Linked DNA regions of Homo sapiens: regions 1 and 2 are each linked to region 3. The links are chromatin loops, found by intact Hi-C in ENCODE. Cell type or tissue: endothelial cell of umbilical vein. All regions are shown on one strand.

What was found. Peaks named below come from ENCODE experiments on the same cell type or tissue, not always from the same donor. Only the 100,000 strongest peaks of a DNase experiment are listed, where the experiment ranks them.
Region 1: a loop joins it to region 3, with 6 times the contacts of the local background. A loop is called at or near these places in 2 of 110 quality-filtered maps.
Region 2: a loop joins it to region 3, with 10 times the contacts of the local background. A loop is called at or near these places in 2 of 110 quality-filtered maps.

The regions. Positions count from the first base shown.
Region 1 is chr1:244,134,310-244,142,309 of GRCh38, forward strand. No RefSeq gene overlaps it. Among named protein-coding and RNA genes, the nearest start is that of ZBTB18, 87 kb to the left of the region's middle. In endothelial cell of umbilical vein, no CTCF peak of the experiment used is centred here; a DNase peak (open chromatin) is centred at 4,322; H3K27ac peaks cover 2,433 bases.
Region 2 is chr1:243,405,991-243,413,990 of GRCh38, forward strand. The region is part of intron 13 of SDCCAG8 (SHH signaling and ciliogenesis regulator SDCCAG8); the gene reads left to right. Among named protein-coding and RNA genes, the nearest start is that of MIR4677, 64 kb to the left of the region's middle. In endothelial cell of umbilical vein, a CTCF peak has its summit at 3,512 (motif pointing left); DNase peaks (open chromatin) are centred at 1,791 and 3,501.
Region 3 is chr1:244,269,409-244,277,408 of GRCh38, forward strand. All of the region lies in intron 1 of LOC105373262 (a long non-coding RNA gene), which reads right to left. Among named protein-coding and RNA genes, the nearest start is that of SPMIP3, 79 kb to the right of the region's middle. RefSeq lists a silencer at 3,654-3,880. In endothelial cell of umbilical vein, a CTCF peak has its summit at 3,812 (motif pointing left); DNase peaks (open chromatin) are centred at 3,773 and 4,433; H3K27ac peaks cover 2,022 bases.

The sequences.
Region 1 (8,000 bases), 140 kb before region 3:
CAACCTCAGAGCAGACACAGGGAACTCCCGTGATACTCTGTCACTAGGCAGAGTTGTTGCAGCTCAGCTACTTTGTGTTTTTCCCCAGTCCCTTTGCTGGTTACACTGATTTCCTGCGAGTGGGTGCCAGATATGCCACTGGGAGCTATAGGGCTCAGAAAAGATGCATTGCCTGAATGAGGGGGGAGGTGTAACTTTACAAAATAGTATACTTAGAAATGGATGCTAATAACAATCAACATAAGTAAATATAGAATCCAGATGTCCTTGATGACCTATCTTCAGAAATGACACACCATCATTTCTATAGTATCCTATTGGTTCCACTGATTGCCACTACTTATTGTAGGCATGGACTACACAGGGGTCCGAATGCAAAGAGGTGAGAATGACAGAGAATGATTTTAGAGGCTGACTACCACAGATAGGTTATTTTCCTTCAAAGACATTGATACCATTTAGCTACAGAACCCTTGAGTCTTCAAGCTACAGAACCCTTCCTTTAGAACTAGAACATTTACATAGTTGTCTGCTCACGTTGTCTTCTTCCAGAGTGATGGCACCGAAGATCATGATGTAGGGTCTTGAATGGAAAGATCAATATCAATGTTATGGAAAGAATTATCCACCAAGTAACTCAAGCCCATGAATAATCTATTCTATGTTCTAGTAGAGAACCTTTCTTTTTTCTTAAGGCAAACAAGCAAACAACAACAACAAAACACCTTGTGCTTGAGGTTAAACCAAATACTTCAAGACTTGCCATTTGGAAAGTTGCTGAGCTTATGTGGATTAAGGAAGAATGTCGTAGTCTCTTTTACATTCTTGACAAAAGTCTTTTAGATAGCTAATGGATAATTCAAGGCTCTGACACTGATGAAATTATCAAATGTGAAGCAGTGGTGAACACAATTTCAAAATCATCAGCCAAGTCTTAGAGGTGAGCACATGCCAACATCAAAAGCAATGAGACGCGATGGGATGTGGTGTTTCTTTATGTACCAGAGAAGTAAAACCAGGTACATTGATGCTAAGCATAGCATGTGCATCATAAATTCAACAAGTATCAAGATTTTGTGTCCAAGTCAGGCTTTTGTTTGGCAACAAAACTCTTTTACAGTTTTGGAGATGTCAATGGCCTTTGAGGTTTCCAGAAAAGACTGACAGCATAGGAATTCTCTGATAGCATCAGTGTGCACCTAATGGACAAAAATCAAAAGGTAGATGTGTTGAAAGACTTCAATAACTATCTTCAAGGGAAATGGCTTATTAGCCAATTCTTCCACGACCTTCATCAAATAATAGAAAGAAATGCTGGTGATTCTGAAGTAGATGACTTTATTTGACAGGAATACTGTTTTAATATTCCTTCTCTGATCCAAACTATATCTCTTTTAACTACTTTCCAGGACAAAGTTTTCATAATTGTGTGTGAATTCTTTTCCTAAGGAATATTATAAACATCTTGGAGAAATGTATGAAAACAAAGTTTTGTGTTGAAGTGAAGCTGCGTTTTGGTAAGGTTCCCGCCAAAAATAACTACCTTGCCCGATGTTGTTGAGCGGCTGGACAGTTTTGCTGGATTTGTGCTTTCACCAGGAGGATCCAGGCCACACAGGAGCACTGTGGCGTTTGTATCTCCTGATGTTCAATAGTGAAAGTAGAAATAAAGACATGGAAGACTTATCATTTGTTTCTTTTCCATGACATTTCCCCTAACTGAACTTGGGCCTATGTGAAAAGGTAGAGATGTCAGGTTATACTTCCTTTCGTTATGATCTATAGGACACTAATCTCAGTGCCATATCATGGTAATAATGATTACTTTTACCTTACTTGACCATGTACAATGGAATCCCTTGTACTTGTTTGAAGCAAAATATCTTAATAACATGATTGATATTAAACACGATTTTTTTTTAAGAGACAGAGTCTTGCTCTTTCACCCAGGCTGGAGTACAGTGGTGCAATCACAGCTCACTGCAGACTTGACCTTTTGGGCTCAAGCGATCCTCCCACCCCAGCCTCCTCAGTAGCTGGGACCACAGGCACAGAGTATCACACCTGGCTAATTTTTTTTTTTTATTATTTTTTGTAGAGATGGGGGTCTCCCTATGTTGCCAGGGTGCTCTCGAACTGCTGGACTCAAGTGATCCTTGGCCTTCCAAAGTGCTGGGATTATAGGCATGAGCCACCGCACTCAGCCATCAAACACTATTTTTAATGAAAGCAATTATCAAAGTAACAAAAAGGCAGATCGAAGAAAAATAATGTTCTCCCAAGGCTCACCCATGAATTCCCTAGGAAACCTTGCCCCATTCATTTAGTTTTTTGTCTTTTCCTCACGAGACTGAATTTCTTGTGGGCCTTAATTTCTTTGTCACTGCAAGATTTAGTTGTTTCTTACGCTAGAAACACCAGCACCCCAGAAGCCCCTTGGAATCATTCACCCCTATTCCCCAAAGAGTTACTACTCTGACTTTTAATAGCATAGATTAGTTTTGACTATTTTGTACTTTATATAAATGAAATGATACCATTTTTACCTTTAGGTCCTTCTAATATTCTGCCTGGATTGTGGTATTTTATAAATTTTGTGTGTGTTTTCAATGATGAGGATGCAAGCTCCTTTATGTAACTTCTCGGTAGAAAAAAGCAGAATCTGGAACAGTGCCTTCAACAGAATACATTAAACTGAATGCTCCTAAACCTATTCAATTCAGCCAAGCTGGTGGAGATGCAGACTTGATACCTTACCATGAACTCGTCGGAGGATGGGGATCTAGTTTTCTATTCTAGTCATCTTTCCTAGACACCACTCTGTGTGTGTGTGTGTGTGTGTGTGTATGCACATGTGTGCATAGAATTATTCTGAGACAATTCATCACTGCCTAATTTAACCAACATTTCTGAAAATATGCATGATAATAAAAAATAAGGGATTTTTCCCCCATCCTAATAGTATTAATGGAGGATTCATCAGACTGGAGTTAACTTACAGCTGACTTTTGGGATTTATCTGAAACACTATTCTTAGCCTTGTAGCTTCCTTCTGGTGACTTTATTAATTGATCAGATAAGAGTGTCATGGGGCCCCACTAGTGATGATGGGACCAGTGGGTTGTTTTCCTCTCCAATCTAGGAAACAGCTGGGTGTGTTTCACAGCTGCCATGACACTGTGAAAAGATCCTTACACCCGTTTCCTATGCTGCTTTTCCTTTTTGTTTGTTTGTCTGACATATTACCACCATTAATGCTTGCCAGAAGCTAGGCAAATCTTTTGTCAAAAACCAACCTGCAACTCTACAGAGAATATTTTTCTGGATCACTTACTTTCATTTTGAGCGTTTTTAGAAGCCTTTTTAGAAGGCTTTTGAATTCCCAGTATTCTGGGAGGCATTGACTTCTGCTGTGCACTCAGGACCATAGCAAATGGGTTGTTCTGAGAGATAAGGAAAGAAGCCCTTGAAATGTAGCTTCTTAATGGAGCCATTCTGCGAAGGATTGACCTGACAAACAGCTCCGATGTATTCACTGCGGATGTTCATCTCTAAACAGCCACACACATTTCCTGCAGAGTCATGGTAGTGCAAGCTGCTTCAAGTACATTGAGGGAGTGGGAAGACAGTGGTTGAATAATACGGGAGCTCCAGCTGAGAGATGCCTGTGGTACAGCTCTGGATTGCGGTGGACAGAGCTTCAGATCTGTTGAGTTTGAGAGTCATAGCCAAGATTTCCTGCTCACTGCTTCTACTGTTATTCCCATTGTTAGTTGCTGGCATCTCATATCTTAGATCATTAATCCATCCGCTGGCTCCCTATTGCTAATCCCTTATAGGCAAGACTTTGAGACTGTCCCTTCAAGATTCAGAGGGTCATTTCTGGCCCTCTCCTCCACTTTTTCTACACACTGATACTCTTTCCTATTATTCATAAAGCGATAGATCATAAACATGCTCTTAAGCAAGAGTGCTAATCAACCAAGCAGCACTGCCGGTGAGTTGGTTCATATTTTGTTCCTTCCATTGGGTTCCAGCTGCGCTCTTCCTGTTTTACCAATTAGGTGAATGGGAGAGGTGTGAGGCATGGTGAGCCCAGCAACAGATACAGAAACACCTTGTCTCTTCATTTGCTTTTGTTGTGAAGGTGACCATCAGGGGGACTGTGTACAGTGCCAAAGAGTGGCCTGTCCATCTCCCTTAGTTATGACGGCAGCAAATAACAAAGTCTCCATGTGGACGCAAGGGCTTTCTACAGTTTAAACCAAGACAATGGGAAAGTATGTTTTCTTGGCCCTTTGCAGGAAATCCTGCCCAACACAGGAAAGAATGGAGCATTTCCCGGACCGTGGGCTGCCCGGGCCTGGCTTTCTAGGGTGGGCTTGAGCAAACCCGGTAAAAGATGCTTATCCTCTTACCGAATAAGAAAACCCAGCAACATCACCCATGCCCAGAGGTGCTAATGTTCAGCAAAGCCCCAACATGAATTAGCTGGAACATACAAAAAATGATATGTATGATTCAGAATAGACTAAAGGAGAGATGTACATCTGACCTTGACTTTGCCCATTTTCTCTGCTTAGTTTTCAGCATGTTACAAAAATACCTCTCCACCAAGAAAAACAGGAGAAGATACTACTTGGAAAGAAAGGAAAGTGAGATCTGTCTCATGACATTAGAAACAGATGATTGCTCAATATCTTTATTCTGAAAGCCATGGCTTCTAAATTTTTTTTAAAACTGCAAGCTACAATTGTTTTCCCTGGGCCCTGCTGGAAGTCACAGGGTAAATAAGGCACAGCCATCCTTTCCTTTGCTGGTGGCCCTCTCGGATGGTGACATGTCGTAGCAGCAATGGTGCCTCTGAACAAAAATAATGAGAGAAACATCTGTCTCCTGCTACGCTCTTTTCCAGGCAAATGGCACTTAAGATTCTTATTTTAGACTTGTAAGTGCTCCCACAAAAAAGCAGCTTCGGTGTTAACTGCATCTCCTTCTTTCTTTGAATCTGTTGATCACTTTTTCCTTTGCTTGTATTTTAAGACAGTTTAAAAACAAAGATGACAACAAGATACATGCATGTCTCTGGTACTGTGGGATTAAGAAAAAAAAGAGGTGAAGAATACAGTAGAATGGTGTCATGTGGGTGCAGATAATTCTTCCGTCCTTGTTAAAAGAAATTGGGAGAGGCAATGTTTTGGAAATGTTTATACCTAATATATTGTAGAGGCTTGAAAATTACCAAGTAAACCAGATCATGAATGAAATAGTGTTGCTAGCGGTGCTCTCTTGTAGTCAGGGATCATAGTCCAAATATTGAGGAGGACCTACTCTTGTCTGTTTCTCTCTCTCTCTCTTTCTCTCGCTCTCCTGCTCTTTCTCTGTCTTCTCACACATACACACCCTGGCCCCTACACAACTACGACTCACTTTCATCAGGAATTCAGATAATGTCCCCGAGATTAAAGAACGACTTGTGAACTGGCATCTCTGAAGCAGCGAGCTGGAAACACAGGCTTCGTGCTTTCCCACTGGGATATTTAGAAGAGCATATGCATAAAGTGATACCATTTTTTGTTTATTTTGGCTTGCATACAACTAAGACATTTTAGAGCTGGAAGGAACTTCAAAAACGAAGCAGTTCAACCCCTCGGTTTTTCTAATGAGGGAACCGAGGCTCCGCGAAATGCCTCCGTGTGGCCGAGGTGGCAGCGGGGCGCTGGATTCTCACGTCTGGCTTCTCCAGCCGTCTCTTCCCAAGGTCTCTCCGCTCTCTCTGGCTTTTCTTCTCCACCTCCTCAAGCATTTCAGATCGACTTCCTCCTCCACGCCGCTCACGACCTCTTCCCAAAGCATTCTGCTGCTGTTATTTGGAAAATAACGAACACAGAAGCGATGTGTTTCTGCGGATATTTTAGTGCTCACAGACTTGCGGCATCTGACCAGCCTGGGCACAGCACTGTGTGCGCGCATACCGTAGAGTGGGGAGGGCACCCGCATCACAGTCACCTCAGCACCACCCTTCCGCTACCCTTCTTCATTATTTGTAAACAAATATGTTTCTGAAATTTTGTCATGACTTTTAGAAATTAATTTAGGATAACCATTTAACGAGATTTAAGATTGCCTAAAAGGAAGACAGAAGAGTAAACCTGTATAAGTTCAAGTTTATTCTGAAAAAGTTTTTGGTTAATATTACAAGTTGATGTTCTATCCATCCATCCATCCATCCATCCATCCATCCACCCACCCATCCATCCATTTATCCACCCATCTATCCTCCATCATCCATCCACCTACCCCACTCACCCATCCATGCATCCAGCCATCAATCCATCCATCCATCCATTTATCCACCCATCCATCCTCCATCATTGTCCACTTACCCCATCCATCCACCCATCTATCCATTCATCCAACAAGTTTTATTCAACCAACATGTCATTCAAAAACATTTTCTGCATGCATCGTGCCGGTTATTGTGTGCACAATAGGTTACAGAAACACAATCTAGTGGGGAGATAGAAAAGTATGAATAATGAGGCCAGGCGCAGTGGCTCATGCCTACAATCCCAGCACTTTGGAAGACTGAGGTGGGTAGATCACCTGAGGTCGGGAGTTCGAGACCAGCCTGGCCAACACAGCAAAACCCTGTCTCTATTAAAAATACAAAAATTAGCCAGGCCTGGTGGTGCATGTTTGTAATCCCAGCTAGTCAGTGGGGCTAAGGCAGGAGAATTGCTTGAACCCGGGAGGCGGAGGTTGCAGTGAGCCAAGATCATACCACTGCACTCCAGCCTGGGCAGCAGAGAGAGACTCCATCAAAAAAAAAAAAAAAAAAAAAGAAAGAGAGAGAGAAAAGTATGAGTAATGATTATACAATGGGATGGTTGATATGTAGTATACACATAGATACAACATAATGTACTGTTGATAGAGATTTGTGCAAGGCTTTTGACTGAACAGTATAAAAGCCACAACAATGAGTAATAAATATTTCCTGCCAATTAGGAGTTTTAATTAATAGAAAAGATGAGACATGTACACAAAAAACTCTAATACAAGATAAAATATAATGTCATTTGCTCTGAATTTCTCTGTAATTTATAGCATTTTAAAACTTGGGGACAGAAACTCCATGTATAAATATAAGAAAAGATATGAAAGTGGTTGTTGTTATTTTGGAATAGGATGGAAAAAGATCTTGAGGGTCAGAGTGTCTCATGGGTTAAAGGTAATAATTAGCAAAGAGTGCTACAGTTTAAACAAAGAACCTTGTGTGTCTAAGCAAATATAAACTGTTCAGCTAATATAAACTGTGAGAGAATCAGTAGCATCTAGACCAGAGTTGGTCTTCGTGACTTAAGGGAAAATTGGAAGAAATAGAGACATTTGATCTCACAAATGAAAATGAAGGCTGGGCGTGGTGGCTCATGCCTGTAATCCCAGCACTTTGGGAGGCTGAGGCAGGTGGATCTCTTGAGGTCAGGAGCTCAAGACCAGCCTGGCCAACATGGTGAAACTCCATCTCTACTAAATATACAAAAAATTCACCAGGTGTGGTGGCACACACCTGTAGTCCCAGCCACTTGGGAGGCTGTGGCATGAGAATCACTTGAACCCAGAAGGCGGAGGTTGCAGTGATCTGAGATCACATCACTGCACTCCAGCCTGGGTGACAGAGGAAGACTCTGTCTCAGAAAAAAAAAACAAAAACCAAACAAACAAACAAAAAAACACAAAAAACAAAAACAAACAAACAAAACAAAGAGGGTTTCTAATAAAGAAAAGCTTAAAAAACACCTTATTTCACCAGATGAAGAAAAGATGGACATATTCTGATTTCATGCCACAGGGACTTGGGCGAGACTGCTCCTGACACCAACTCCTGCCATGCTCTTGCAGCCTTCAAGAGGAGGAGGGCCGTCACCAAGCCATCTGGTTTGGATGCCAGAGACTGACTTCCTAGGAGACTTTCTGCTTTCATTTTCTTTGGTGTT
Region 2 (8,000 bases), 860 kb before region 3:
CATTGACATGTTATAGAAACGCCACTAGAATGCATATTGATCCTACTGATACCTGATTTGAAGTTACTCATCAGAGGGATTAGTTACTGGGAATTTGTAGATCAAGTGATATTTTTCAGAGAAGAAAGCCAAGAATGCATAAAAGTCATTAGTTTATACAGACAAATTGAAATGGAAAATATGAATTTTTGAAAATATGAAGATACAAAGGCAAAATCATGATCGAATTTATTTTAGGTAATAGCATATTTGGCCTTATTATTTAGGGTGATGAATTGGGCTCAGGGTGTTGTATAATAGGATACAGTAGTGCTTTACTATCTCACAGGATCTTTGCCCCATGCAATCACTTAATGCATCAGGCACCCTGAGCTATTGAAAACATTTGAAGACTGAAAATTAATGAAGTGTGCATTGTCAAATGCACTGAGGCTGTTCAGTCTCAGTATCTACCTATGGTATCTACCGTATCTAAAGAAACCATTACAGAAATTGCTCTTACTATTGCTGTAGTAATAAGTGCTTTCCCTGATTCTAATGTTGTCCCTTCCCCATCTGTTCCCCACACTGCAGCCAGAGTGATCTTTCTAAAGCACGAGTGTGATCACAACACTCCGCTGCTTAAAACCCTACATTGGCTCCCTATTTCCCTCAGGACGAGGGCCTTAAAAATAGCTTCATGTTCTGGCTCCTGCCTACATCTCCAAGTCTCGTCTTTCTTCAATAATCTCCCCTCCACCAACTGTGCGCTGCTGCCCCACAACATATATCCTCCAGCATCCCGTCATGCCAAAACTGTTTGCAGTGTTCTCAGGGCACCTGGTTATCTCTCCACCCTGTGTCTTTGCACAAACTGTCCACTTCACTTGTAATAATCTTCTTTATATTCTTTGTATGGCAGATTACTACTCATATTTTAAGCTTCTGATTTTTTTTAAGCTTCCTGAAATCCTTCCTCCCTGTCCCCAGCTACTCCCCAATTCCTATCCTTTCCACCTGTATCATGGCAGGAATTTAGCCCTACTTTAATATTTACTGTACCATGAGTTGTTTTTTTCCCCAAAACTCGTTTATTTTGTTCACTAGACAATAGACTCTCTGAGGCCAGGGTCTACATCTTGCACACTGATGCATCCCCATACTTTTGTGCTTGGCACAAAGTAGTTGCTTAAGTATTTGTTGAATGGATGCGCAATCCACTGTTTGATTAAACAAACCCATCATGTGAGGCAGTGCCATGGAATGGAAAGAACACTGGACTTGGAGTGAGAAGACAGATTTGGATTCCAGCTTTGCTACTTACTAGCTGCATGGCTTTGAGAAAAATCTCTTAATTCCCGAGTTTGAGACACTTTATCTATCAAACAGGAATATCTGTTCCATCTCTCTGCCCCACAGAGATGTTATGAAGAATAGAGAGGTCGGTGCATTTGAATGTGCCTTTTAAAATAGAAAGTACAGACATGCAAAGGGTGATGCGCTAGTAACTGGAGTTGATAGAGTCTGTGGTTTTGTTTTAAAAGTAGATGGGAATTGTGCATATGTAATAGAAACAGGCAATAGCTAGTCTACTGTATTGTCTTTTGCCTTGAAGGTAAGTTTTCAAATTATTTTGGAGATACTGTAAGAACATTTTTGGAGGGAAAATTATTTTTAGAGATGTTTCTGTTAAATATTTCCTTTCTTTTGTGTATATTCCCTTGAAAGAAGTTGACCTCCTTTCTGTTTCTGCTTTCTTCCCTAGAAGTGACTCATTCTCTGATCTGATAACTCATCTTTCAACATTGTGCTTGAAGTTCTGACATACTTTGCAATGAAGAAAATAGAAGTAATTTACTCCAGGAAATATGCCATTAAGTCTTTTGCATACTTAAGGAAGTAGAGATTCCAGAATCTCATTCCTGTGTTTTCCTTTCTGTTTCTTCTCAGTAGTTCCACATTTGCTCAAATAAGGGAATACAGCCCCTGTTAGCTGTAAATAAGCATAGAATTTTGGGTTCTTCTGAAACATGGAAGACATCATGCTGTCTACCAATTTTATTATTGTTTTTGTTTTGTTTTATTTTCAATAATAATAATAAATTCTTGCAAAAATAGAGATTATCTTATCATATTCTCTGACTGTAGTCAGTAGACAGGATGATACTTACACCTGTGAGGATACTTAGTACTTTCCGTCTTTTAGTAGTTGATCATTCATTCATTCGTTTATTCATTCATGAAATGTTCATTGACCACACAACTGTGTACCAGGCACTATTCCAGATTTTCGGGATAAATTAGTGAGCAAAACAAAGGTTCCTATTCTCCATGGATTTAGATTCCAGATTGATGCACATGTCTTATCTTTTCTAGAGTCTGTGGCCACTTGAGGCAGGAGATGTGTTTGTGGTACCTTTCAATGTTTTTGCAAAGGTGAATATATGTCTTCGAGAAGGACACAACTAATTGATGGTGTCATTGTAGGAGAAAGTAATCCAATAGCTTAGGGGACAACAGGGAAAGAAGAAGGAGAACTAGCTTGGGATTTGGCTGTCAAGATGGATAATATGGCTATTAAATGGCACACTCCCATATAGATAATTGAAATAGACACTTGTTATCCTTTCAACCTTCTCTCATTTCTCTACATCCCTGATAAAAGAAGAGACTGAAGCATAGTGATTCACTGTGGACTTTAGAGTCAGATAGCCCTGGATTTCCTGGCTGTAACCTTTAATAACTAAAGAACTTGGACATACTGTATAACCTCTCTAGGCTCCCATTTTCTTATCTATAAAGTGAAGATACTAAGAGAACCTACTTTATATGGTTGGTATGAGGATTAAATAAAAGAATGCATGTAAAGACCTTAGCTTATGTGTAAACATTAGTAATTAGTAGCTTCTTAAAAGGATTAGTCCTTTAAGGTTGGATTTTCTTTTTGTTCTGCTTGAATGAAGAACCCCAGTATTAAAGGAAGAAAGTTATTAGTCTATAGTCACACAGGTGATAAGGTGGTAGATGCCATACTCTGACCCTCTAGCTCTGTGAGTTTGGCTGTACTCCATTGCCTCTCAAGGTGTCATCTTCCCAGAGCACAAAGAGAATAAACTCAAAAAGTACCTATACATTTGTTTAAAAAACAAGGCAAAACAAAACAAAACTATAAGCAAATATTGAAATCTAGTTACTAGTAGATTTGCTTTCCATAGATTATTAATTTTGAAACTACTTTCTGTGTATTCCAAGTTTGAACAAACAAGTATGTTGAGGATAATAGGAACCAAGTTTCTTACTATTGAGGAAAAAATTACAATTATGGAAAAAAGGGAGACAAGGTTCTATGTATGTTGTTGGATTGTAATTGGAAAGACCAGTATGAATGTGTATGCATATATTCATATAGGATACAGACAAATATTTATATTTATATTCACATTTATACACTTACATGTATATTCATATCCAGACTTAGTCCACCAAGGTGACCTAGAAGCAATGATTTTGCAGTAGCAGTGAGCACCACCTAGTGACAGATCCTGATTTCTAAATACCATTCTCCATTAAAGGCACAAAAACAGCTCCTTGGTCAAATGCTGATTCCAAGACTGGTACAAGGACATTACAAGATGAGCCTGCAACATTTTGTGGAGATAGAAAGCCACGTGAACAATAGAGACATGTCACGTAGGAACCACCTTGAAAGGGTTCCCCCTGGCCAAATCCAGGATAAATTGAGCATAAAAATAATAATCATAATGGATTATAACCCACTGAATAAGATATGAATCCATGACTCCATGCTGATATTAATGAATTAATAAATGAGAGAGAAGGGAAAGCTCTTTCTTATAATACAATGTTAACTAAAAAATAGAGAAAGAATAATGGAGTAAAAAAGTCATTTTTGGATGTAAAACTATTAGATGAGAGCTCGATGAAGAATAGGATGTTTGCATAGTCTAGGCATCTCCCAACAAATTACCTCTTACTTATTAGGTTGGAGCAAAAGTATTGTGATTTTTGCCATTAAAAGTAATTACTTTTGTGCCAACCTGATACAGAGAGGAAAGGAGTAACTTTACAGTAGAGAGGCCTGGGACAGCTCACCTAACTGCTGTTTTGCTGAGTCTGACTTGTACCAGCCCATGAGAGCCAATTATGTGTATTTCTTCCCAACTTGGTATTCAGTGATGTCACTTTGGTAGCTGAAAATAGAGCATGGTGGAAGTGTCTACACTGAAAATTGGTGAATACTACCAAAGAGGGATTTCCTGTCCCCTGGAGCCCTGTTGTTAAATATCGTCTGGCACACCAATGATGTTAATCAAGCTATCAAAGCTAATAGCACCAATATTGGGACAGGTGTACATTTTCTGTCTAAACTCACATCGGTACCCAGCACCTCCCTGCCCCTTCTGTCTGTATTCCTTAATGATTTTCAGCCAGTAAGCATGTTATAAATTCTCACAAGTTTTTTCATACCAATATGCTACTATCACAAAGCTCACAAAATTTTATCTTAAAAGGGAAACACCTTTTAGCCAAAAGAGTTGTATGTCTCACATTGGAACTTCAGACATCAGTAAAAAGGTGAGTAGGAACATGGAAGGTGGGATTGGTGCTTCAACCCCACAACTACCAGGTCCTTGTTCCAGACTTGAGCCTTTCATTTTTTCTGTCCCAGGGTCATTGTTGAGCTAAATTTAACATCATTAGAAAATGTACTTTAAAAAATCTGCTTAACAAATCATTTTTGCTCTGTGACATGAACATTTTTTAAATTGCAAGATTTAAAATAATAAACGATATGAAAAAGTTGAGTATCAAAAATATAAGCTTAATGCTTCAGTGCCGTTTCTAAAAAGTGGGATGGTAAATATCATTGTGACCATTTTTAGAAAATGCAATCAACCAGAACTATAATTGGTAAAAAGGAATGACTATGCTTCCATGTATATGTAATCTGTGTTTGAGGCCTAGCCAGTACTTGTTCACTCCTTTAATTCTGAATTTTTATGAAGAAAACATTGACATGGCCTACATACGCCTGGATTACAGGTGATGTGAATAACTTGGAGAATAAAGGTGGATGTTCCTATTCTAGACCATTTGCTCCTCCTTTAATTTATTTATTTTTATTTATTTTTTTATTTTTTGAGACAGGGTCTCACTCTGTCGCCCAGGCTGGAGTGCAGTGGTGTAGTTATGGCTCACTGTAGCCTCAACCTCCCTGGGCTCAAGTGATCCTTCTGTATCAGCTCCTTGAGTAGCTGGCACTACAGGCACACACCACCGCATCTGGCTAATTTTTGTAGTTTTTTTTGTAGAGATGGATTGCACCAGGTTGCCCAGGCTGGTCTCGAACTCCTGGGCTCAAGTGATCTACCTGCCTTAGCTTCCCAAAGTGCTGGGATTACAGGTGTAAGCCACTGATTTGCTCCTTTTAAAGATCAGCTTTATTGGGGTAAATTTAAATATAATAAAATATCACCAATTTCTAACTGTGCAGGTAAATATGGTTTGACAAATATATAGAATTGTGGAAAGATCATAGTCATAACATAGAAGAACATTTATATCCACCCAAAACATGTCCTTGTGCCCTTTTGCTCCCTGGTACCCCTCTCCTACTTCCAAATCCTGGCAACGCGGATCTACTTTCTGTCCCTTAGTGTTTACTTTTCTTGAATGGCCTGTGAATGACATCATAATATATGTCTTTGGTGTCTGGCTTTTTAAACTACGTGTACTGCTTTTGAGGTTCAGCCAAGTGCTGTATGTGGCATTGTTCCTTGTTATTTCTACCCTTCCTAGCCATGGTTAGACTATACCACAGTTTATCCATTGAACAGTTGATGCACGTTTAAGTTGTTTCCCGTTTTGAGTGATTGTGAATAAATCTTTCAGCCCCATAACTACCAAGAAATTCTTTTTTACTCAGTGTTTTGAGTGGGAATTAAAGCAAACCAATTGGAGAGACTGGCTTGACCATCCTTCACCAGGCTCTCACACCCAGCTGGATTTGACTCTCATTTTGTTATGCTTTGGTAAATTTTCCCCTTATACCTTTCTTACGAAGTATTTTGCCATCTACTTTCTGTTTGGCCATTTTGAACTCCCTGCTAGGGGCAAGGAGCATGTCTTATCTATCTTTATTTGACCCAGTGCCTAGCAGAGTGCCTTTCACATAAGAGAGTTATGATAAATACTTAATGCATTGATTTACATTCTTCTCTAGTTGCTCCTTGAATGCCTACGTGCTTTTTATAATTTTTTCAATCCATTATCGTATTACCTCTAGAGCAGTGTGTCTGATCTTTTGGCTTCCCTGGGCCACACTGGAAGAAGAATTGTGGGCCACACATAAAAGACATTAATATTAATGATAGCTGATGAGCTAAAAAGGAAAAAACAAAAAGGCCCGTGCATAAATCTCATAATGTTTTAAGGAAGTTTATGAATTTGTGTTGGGCCGCATTCAAAACCATCCAGGCCGCAAGCAGAGTAAGCTGTCCAACTGGCGGCCCAGGACAGCTTTGAATGCAGCCCGATACAAACTGGTAAACTTTCTTAAAACATTATGAGATTTTTTTTGTGTGATTTTCTTTTCTTTTCTTTTCCTTTTTTTTTTCCCAGCTCATCAGCAATCATTAGTATTAGTTTTAGTGTATTTTATGTGTGGACCAAGACGATTCTCCCAGTGTGACCCAGGGAAGCCAAAAGATTGCATACCCCTGCTCTAGAGTATTATAAAATAGGATTCCCCAAATAAAAACATTTTAATCCTACCTCTGCCTTTAAATCATTCACTATGCAACCTATAAGCAGACTTCAAATTCTTTGTGACCCTTGGGGATTTTTAAGTAGGTTTTTTTTTTCCAACTGTAAAGTGAGAGGGTTTGATGAAACACATTTGAGGTTCCCTTTTAGTTCTAACATTCTGGGAATTTATAAAAAGCCTACCAAGTCAGAACCTGCAAGAGAGGAGAGAAGGCAACATAGGAAAGTGGAAGGGGAAAGGAGGTTGGAAAGCAAGACTATGTCATGTTTCTAGGCAATGAAACATAATGTATAGTTTCCCAAATAGAGGGAAATTTGGGGAAGGATTCGAGAAACATCAGTTGATGTGTAACTCAACATTTGTTGGTAGAAGTCTTTTAAATTGTTTTATTTTATAAAAAGGACTTCAATTATGACAGTAGTTCTTTTCTATAGTCAATTTATTTTTTATTTTTATTTATCTATTTTGAGACAGAATCTCACTCTATCACTCAGGCTGGAGTTCAGTGGCACAATCTCTGCTCGCTGCATCCTCTACCTCTCAGGTTGAAGTGATTCTGATGCCTCAGCCTCCCAAGTAGCTGGGATTACAGGCATGCACCACCACGCCCAGCTAATTTGTGTATTTTTAGTAGAGATGGGGTTTTGCCTTGTTGGCCATGCTGATCTCTAACTCCTGGCCTTAAGTGATCTGCCCACCTTGGCCTCCCAAAGTGCTGGGATTACAGATGTGAGCCACCGTGCCTGACCTATAGTCAATTTAGAATATCAGTAATTAGGCAGCTTATTCTAAAGAATGATGGTGAGATTGACAACCCCTTTACATTGGGGAACTGTAAGTACCAGTTTGTGATGGGTAGTTTCAGTTGTGACTGTTATCTTGGTATAATTATTAATAGTGCCCCTTTCACTTTCAGATGGGTATTGGTGTTGGAGAATGCATTTATGTCACCCAATTGTTAGGGGTTGCAGAGCCCCAGATTTCTATCTCTGGCTCCTGCCCCGGCAGGGGGTCTGACTTGGGGATGGTCTGACAGGGCTTTTTGTTTTTTTAGCTGACTCCTTTAGCAGCACGGTCTCCAGCTGGCAGAGCCATTAGAACCATTCTCTTCTAAGCACCTTTTTCTAACACGTCTGAAAAGTTTTTGCCTCCTCTCGTAAGACTTAAGCAGATTCTCCAGCTACACGTTAAGATAGCAGCCTTCCTTTCCCCTATGACAAGAGTATAACAACAT
Region 3 (8,000 bases):
GAGAGAAACAGCCTCTCCAAAGTCACATGGACACGAGCCATCATTCCCAACCAACCAAAGGACAGGGCGTCAGCCCGAAGACCCTGTGTTCATCCCAGAACGGCTACATTGGACATGAATTTTGAGAATCAGTCTCTGAGGTTCTAGATGGTGCTTTTGTTTCCATCAGTGACTTTCCTGTGCCCACCCAGAGCGGAAAACAGGGATTCTATGAAGAAGTAGGAGCTCTCTCCCCAGGCCCCACACACAGCCTGGCAACCCTGCCTCCCATGGGCACCGCTACTCCTGCCCCAGCACTGACTGGGCATGGGAGGACTCCTAAACCACCACCACCACCTCTCCTAATGTCATGGGCAAGAAGGGGGGAATTCCTGCACCTAATAACTCAAATCTGGTAGCCAAGCTGATTTGGGACAGGGATAGACAGTTATTGTTAAAGAGAATATTAGATTAAAGTGTACAATTAAAAGATCTTGTCAGCCATGTGCGGTGGCTCACGCCTGTAATCCCAACACTTTGGGAGGTTGAGGTGGGTGGATCACTTGAGGTTAGGAGTTTGAGACCAGCCTGGCCAACATGGTGAAACCCTGTCTTTACTAAAAGTACAGAAATTTAGCAGGGCGTGGTGGTGCACACCTGTAATCCCAGCTACTCAGGAGGGTGAGGCAGGAGAATTGCCTGAACCCTGGAGGCAGGGTTGCAGTGAGCCGAGATCACACCACTGCACTCCAGCCTGGGCGACAGGGCAAGACTCCATCAAAAAAAAAAAAAATACTAATCATCCCTTCAAGCACTTACTTTAACATTCAACAAACATCAGGCTCCTAGCAAGTGTATGGGAATTAAGTGTGGACAGATTATTAGTATGCCATCCTTGCCTCTCGAACAGGTGATGACTTGTAAGAATGAACTCTTCAGTGTGGGGCAGGGGACGGAGCATGCATTAGAGTCAGACAGAACTAGATAGAGTTCTAGACAGAGCTCTGCTGCTTCCTAGAATAAGACTTGAGCACATTATCTAATCTCTCAGTATTTATCTATAAAGTTGGCATAATAATGAAAATCTCCCCCAGATCTTGCAAGGATTCAGTAACGTAGTACCGTGCTTGGCACAGCATAGTGTTGGGTACATATTAGACAGTTAAGATTCCAGCCTCCAATCCTCCTCCTTCAGTTTCTTCATCTCTAAAGTTTGCTATTGTGTTGGCTTTACCTACCTATAGCTATGAACTGAATGTGTGTATGTCCCCAAAATTCATATGTTGAAGCCTTACTCTCCAATGTGACAGTATTTGGAGGTGGGGCCTTTGGGGGATGATCAGGTCATAAGGGTGGGGCCCTGATGAATGGAATTAGTGCCCTTATGAGAACAGACACAAGAGCACTCTCTCACTCTCTCTGCCACATGAAGATACAGTGAGAAAAAGCCACCTGCCAACCAGGAAGGGGACCCTCGCCAGACTCTGGATCGGCCTGCTCCTTGATCTTAGACTTCCCAGCCTCCCACCTTCAGAACTCAGGAATAAAATGTTGTTGCTCAAACCACCCAGCCAAGCCAAGCCAAGACACTATCTCACAAACCCAGACTTCCTGACACATAAACCCAAGAGCACCACACAGATACATTTCCTCATAAGGACTGTCAAGTCTCTGATTGAAAAAATTAAGAATTCTATTTAAGGTGGGTGGATAGACTGGGAATGTGAAAGGACTCTACAAAAATGAATGATACATCTTTGCTTAGATCTGGAATATGCTGGAAAATACTAAGTCACAGACCAAGTCCTCCTTTGCAATGTCAGCAAACTTTGACCCAAGGGCCGAATTTGTTTCCCCTCCTGCCTATTTTTCTCTTACACTGGAACACAGCCATGCTCATTCATGTACGTATTCTCTACAGCTGCTTGTACGCTAAAACCCCAAAAGTGAATAGTTGTAACTGAGCCTGTATGGCCTGCAAAGCCTAAAGTATTGACTATCTGGCCCTTTCCAGAAAAGTTTTCAACCCCTGATCTATTGGAATACATTTGAGTCTTCTATCGTAAGTGTCCATAAATCTGAGGCTGAATGCTGGAAATTGAACTATTTAGCTCTAGAGCCAGTTAAGGTTTACAAGGCCCAGTGGTTGGAAATTGAGACCAAATGAATCTGAAGGTGAGAACCAAGAGGTTTCCGCCTCATCACTGTGTAGTTCTGAAGCGAACTGTAGATCAAAAGAAGGCTTGAAAAGAAAAAAGCAACAAAATAAAAATGAGTTTTTTAAATGCTAGGCAGCAAAATGGAATTGAAACAGGACTAACCTGAGAGTTAGCCAGCTGTGCCGTAGTGCCTGGTCTGCCACCAATGAGGTGTGCGATGGGGGCAATTGCTTCACTTCCCAGGGGCTGTTACATGATTTGTAAAATGAAAGGCTCACTCATTCACCAAACATTTCTTGAACTCCTCCTAGGGGGAGCTTGCTGTCTTAGACACGAACGTCTGGACCCGCTAATCTCTAAGATGCCTTTCCAGCTTTAGAGCTCAATTTAAAGTGTTGGGTGATACCGGAGCTTTGTGGAGTGGCTATGCGAGGTGCCTGGAGTTAACATTCACACAGTGCTTTTGGTTCTGCGGCATTTTAATGATATTCACCATGGTAGTAATTTATCGCCATCTCTTCTTTCCAAATAGATAGCGTATTAGTGTAAGTCCAGTCCATCAAGCAAGCTTCTTCCATCTGCGAGGGAGGAGGCAGCCCCCGGACAGCTGTGGTTGGGACCTTCACCTTGAATTATGTAACAGTAGCAGGGGATGGGCAGATTGGCCTTCTGAATTATGCTTCCTTAGACTGGCATTTACATGAGTTCGCGGACCCTAAACACTCACCAGCAGACACAGCGAGGATGGCTTTATCCCTGGAGTAATTAATCCATGTAGCAAAGGGATCTCCAAGGTGCTGCCAACAGTCTTGGGATAATTGAGACCTTACAGCAAATAAATCCCCCAGAATCACGACCGCTTTCACCATCCCAAAGCCCCAAAGTGAGAACCACCTTCCAAAAACTCAGAATCCAAAGCCTGTTAATCCCCTTTTGTGGCAAGCCCATCCTCCTGGCCTGCCTGCCCTGCTCTCCTCCCCCATAATACCCATTCAGGGCAGTGACCCCAGTTGGCAACCCGGAGCCGCGTGGGCTGTGGTCAAACGACACCCAGATGAAAACTGCAGCTGATGGCCTGGCCTTTCGGGTCAGTAGCTGCTGTGCACAGCTCTCTCCCTGCCTCCTGAAGTTCAAATGCCAGCCTGATTTCTATCTGGAAGCATCCCAGCCCAAACATGGAACAAAAGTTCCCTCTGACAAGCCCATTTGGGTTCCAAAGTATGTTTTTATGTTTGTTGGCAAATAGAACTGTCACCAGCAACAATAACAACACTGTTTTCCCTCCACTGAAGCTACTTCATTTCTTCACATTTGTTCCAGGGCTGGAACTGGACAGATGAATAATGTAGGCTAGGCGGCTGGCCCAAGTCCTGACCTCGTGCCTCCAAAAGCAAACACAGAGGTGAAAATGGAGACTTGTTTGTTTGAACTCTCACTGCCTAATTTAAAAAAGAAAAGGCAAAAAGAAAAACAAACCTCCCACCATCCTATTTCATCAATGTAGACACTGATGGGTTTTGTTTTGTTTTGTTTTGTTTTTCTTTTCTTTTCTTTTCTTTTTTTTTTTTTTTTTTTTCCATGTCTTACTTTTTGAAACATGGAACTACAGCCCTCTACTGGTGCAAGGAATGAAGCCAATTTCTCAATCATCGAGGCTACCCTGCCATCTTGTGGCCATGTGAGGGATGCACACGTGTAGATCAATTTCTCAGCATCACAAAACAGTCTAGGTAAGACGTTGGAAGGGTTCTTCAAAATATTCACATGGACTTTCATTTAAGACATTTCTTGTATCGTTTGGGGAAAACATCAATGGGATTTGGAGTCAGAATGTTGGTTCCTGCGTTTAAGCTCTGTCAGTGATTTGTGACATCATCCCTGAGCAAATAATTTCATTTTTAGGAACCTGTTTTCTCATCTGTAAAATGGAGGTCATAATAAATGTTTGATTCTTGGAGTTTTGTAGTGTTTACATAAGATCATGCATATGAAGAGTGCCTTGTCCACTTTAAAATCATATGCACATGAATATATTAAAAATCCCTAGAGAAGTAGTTTCTATCATCATACTTGGTAAAACTTTAGAAACTTGAAATCGGTTTCAATGACTAACCTTACTATAGTCTAAAGCCCTGGCCTCAGAATAAAGAGAAGGACTTTACACTGTCTCATGCTTTCCTAAAGATACATACTGCCAAGTCCTCTCCGTTTTCATTTTTCTGATTTAAGTCAAGTCAGTTTCTTCGGCCTTGCTTCACGGGGCCAGCCAATGAATAATGAGGAGTGTAGATGCGTCTTGGGAGGTGAAATAACTTTGCTTACATGGAATCGCAAAGTGCTCATTAGTGTGGGGGCTTAGGTATTTGGCTCCCTCGTCTTTTGGAAAAAGCCCAAACCAGACACAGCAGCTAAAGGAGCCCTCATAGGATGTCTGTGCTGCACGATGCTGACGCAAGATGACTCATCACACACTAGCTGGGTTTGGCCACTGCTTCTGTGCAGCTGTTTGCAGAAAGCCAAAAATTTCTGGTGCCAAGCTGGGGGCTTGGTGAACAAACCCAAATGTTACTGTCCTCATCTCCTGCTAAATTTCAGTCCTGCTCGGGCCGTGGCCCAACCAGTGTTAAGTCTACTGATGAAAGTCCAAGTCACTGTCCTCTGTGCCCTCTCGTTACTGTGTCCTCAGGTTACTGAATTTATCATTCATCTCACTGATGCATAAGGTAGGCTTAGGGTACATTTGGCAGCAGGATCAATAGTTTTGCAAAGAGAAAATAGATGCCAGCCAAAGGAACATCGAATCCTTGGGCGAATGATGAGGACGGATGACTCATGTCCAGGCCATCTTCCCTCCGGGCTGGGCTCCGCTGTCTCCATACTCACCTTCTGTCTCCAAGTTTGGTTCACTAGGCCCATCCTCAGGAAGCCTCCCTTAGGATCCAGGATGAGTCACCAGCACCCCAAGTGTGCTCGCTGGTGAGGATTATAGGAGGGGGAGGTAGGCTGTGTCTACAGGAGATCCTGGGGCACATCTGGGGGATGGAGGTGAAAGGTTATCCCTCTGTCCTACAGAATGAGGGTCCCCCTTCAATCCCCTAGAGGTGACATGCCAGAACGCCTGAATCAGAGAAGGCACTCATTCCTCCCACCTAACTCTTTTTATTTTTTTTAATACTGAGTCTTGCTCTGTCACTCAGGCTGGAGGGCAGTGGTGGGCTCCCAGATCACTGCAACCTCCGCCTCTCAGGTTCAAGTGATTCTCCTGCCTCAGCCTCCCGAGTAGCTGGGATTATAAGTGCACACCACCATGCCCAGCTAACTTTTGTATTTTTGGTAGAGATGGGGTTTCATCATGTTGGCCAGGCTGGTCTCGAACTCCTGACCTCAAGCAATCCACCTGTCTTGGCCTCCCAAAGTGCTGGGATTACAGGCGTGAGCCATTGCACCCGGCCTCTTCCACCAAACTCTTACAGGGTTATCCCAGAATCTTCCAGAGACACCACCCTGTGGATGCAACCTGGGGCTTTCTTCTCCACAGGCCATGTCTGAAAATAGGAGGTTCTTCCTCTCTTCCACACTGGGAGAGAGATAGCAGTCAGGGAGAGAGAGCAGACGGGGAGAGAGATAGCAGTCAGGGAGAGATAGCAGTCAGGGAGAGATAGCAGTCAGGGAGAGAGATAGCAGTCAGGGAGAGAGAGCAGACAGGGAGAGAGATAGCAGTCAGGGAGAGAGATAGCAGTCAGAGAGAGAGAGAGCAGACAGAGAGAGATAGCAGACAGGGAGAGATAGCAGACAGGGAGAGATAGTCAGAGATAGATAGCAGATGGGGAGAGATAGCAGTCGGGGAGACATAGCAGTCAGGGAGAGAGATAGCAGTCCGACAGAGATAACAGACAGGGAGAGATAGCAGTCGGGGAGAGATAGCAGTCAGGGAGAGATAGCAGTGAGGGAGAGATAGCAGTGAGGGAGAGATAGCAGTCAGAGAGAGAGATAGCAGTGAGGGAGAGAGATAGCAGTGAGGGAGAGATAGCAGACAGAGAGAGAGATAGCAGTGAGGGAGAGAGATAGCAGTGAGGGAGAGAGATAGCAGTCAGGGAGAGATAGCAGTGAGGGAGAGAGATAGCAGACAGAGAGAGAGATAGCAGTGAGGGAGAGAGATAGCAGACAAAGAGAGAGATAGCAGTGAGGGAGAGAGATAGCAGACAGAGAGAGAGATAGCAGTGAGGGAGAGACAGCAGTGAGGGAGAGAGATAGCAGTGAGGGAGAGAGATAGCAGACAGAGAGATAGCAGTGAGGGAGAGATAGCAGTGAGGGAGAGAGATAGCAGTGAGGGAGAGAGATAGCAGTGAGGGAGAGTGATAGCAGTGAGGGAGAGAGATAGCAGTGAGGGAGAGAGATAGCAGTGAGGGAGAGAGATAACAGTGAGGGAGAGATAGCAGTGAGGGAGAAATAGCAGTCAGGGAGAGATAGCAGTGAGGGAGAGAGATAGCAGTGAGGGAGAGAGATAGCAGTGAGGGAGAGAGATAACAGTGAGGGAGAGATAGCAGTGAGGGAGAAATAGCAGTCAGGGAGAGATAGCAGTGAGGGAGAGAGATAGCAGTGAGGGAGAGAGATAGCAGTGAGGGAGAGAGATAGCAGTGAGGGAGAGAGATAGCAGTCAGGAAGAGATAGCAGTCAGAGAGAGAGATAGCAGTCAGGGAGAGATAGCAGTCAGGGAGAGATAGCAGTGAGGGAGAGAGATAGCAGTGAGGGAGAGAGCAGTGAGGGAGAGATAGCAGGCAAAGAGAGAGATAGCAGTGAGGGAGAGATAGCAGGCAAAGAGAGAGATAGCAGTCAGGGAGAAAGAGAGCAGTCAGAGAGAGATAGCAGTCAGGGAGAGAGAGAGCAGTGAGGGAGAGATAGCAGGCAAAGAGAGAGATAGCAGTCAGAGAGAGAGATAGCAGTCAGAGAGAGATAGCAGTAAGGGAGAGACAGCAGACAGAGAGGGATAGCAGACAGAGAGAGAGATAGCAGTGAGGGAGAGAGAGCAGTCTGGGTTTTCCTTCAGGAAGGTGCGAGAAGGTGAGGTTTTCTTTAGAGGTTTTTCATGTTCTTTTTAAACACTTAACATGAGCCAAATGAGAGTGGGAATTAAAGGTATGATGGCCAAATCTGACCTGAAGCACCCACTGTCTAACAAGAGCGGAACTGGTGATGGCCACAATAATACTGCAGACATCTCTTGGAGTTTTCTGTAATACATGGAAAAACACCAGCCTTGGAAACTCAGACATCTGGGTTTGAGTGCCAGCCACGAGGCTAAAAGATTCCAGAAGGCCAGAGGGGGAGAGTGTCAGAGTCCACTGCTAGACTGACTGGATGTCTTCACATACAGGACTGGCAAACGGACACTTGTAAGTTTGGAAAATTTGACAGCAAAACAACAGAGAAGGGGGCACTGCCAGCTTTAAATACAATCCAATGAATTAATTTATTTGGAGAAATAATCTCATTTTAGGATATTCTTTTTTATTTATTTAGGATAAACCTATTAATAAAACGGGTAATATGTTACCTGTCCTCTAAATCTGATCTCACAAAAGTGTGAGAAGGAGCAGGGGTCAGGGGATTAGGGGGAAGGGGTGGAGTTTAGGCAGAGACTAGAGTCTCTTCAGACTTTCAGTTTTCTAGATCATATATAAATCACTTTTTTAAAACTTTTATTTTAGGTTCAGGGTTACATGTGCAGGTCTGTTTGTTTATTTTTGAGATGCAGTCTCACCCTGTTGCCCAGGCTAGAGTGCAGTGGCGTGATCTTGGCTCACTGCAACCCGCACCTCTCGGGTTCAAGCGAATCTCCTGCCTCAGCCTCCCAAGTAGCTG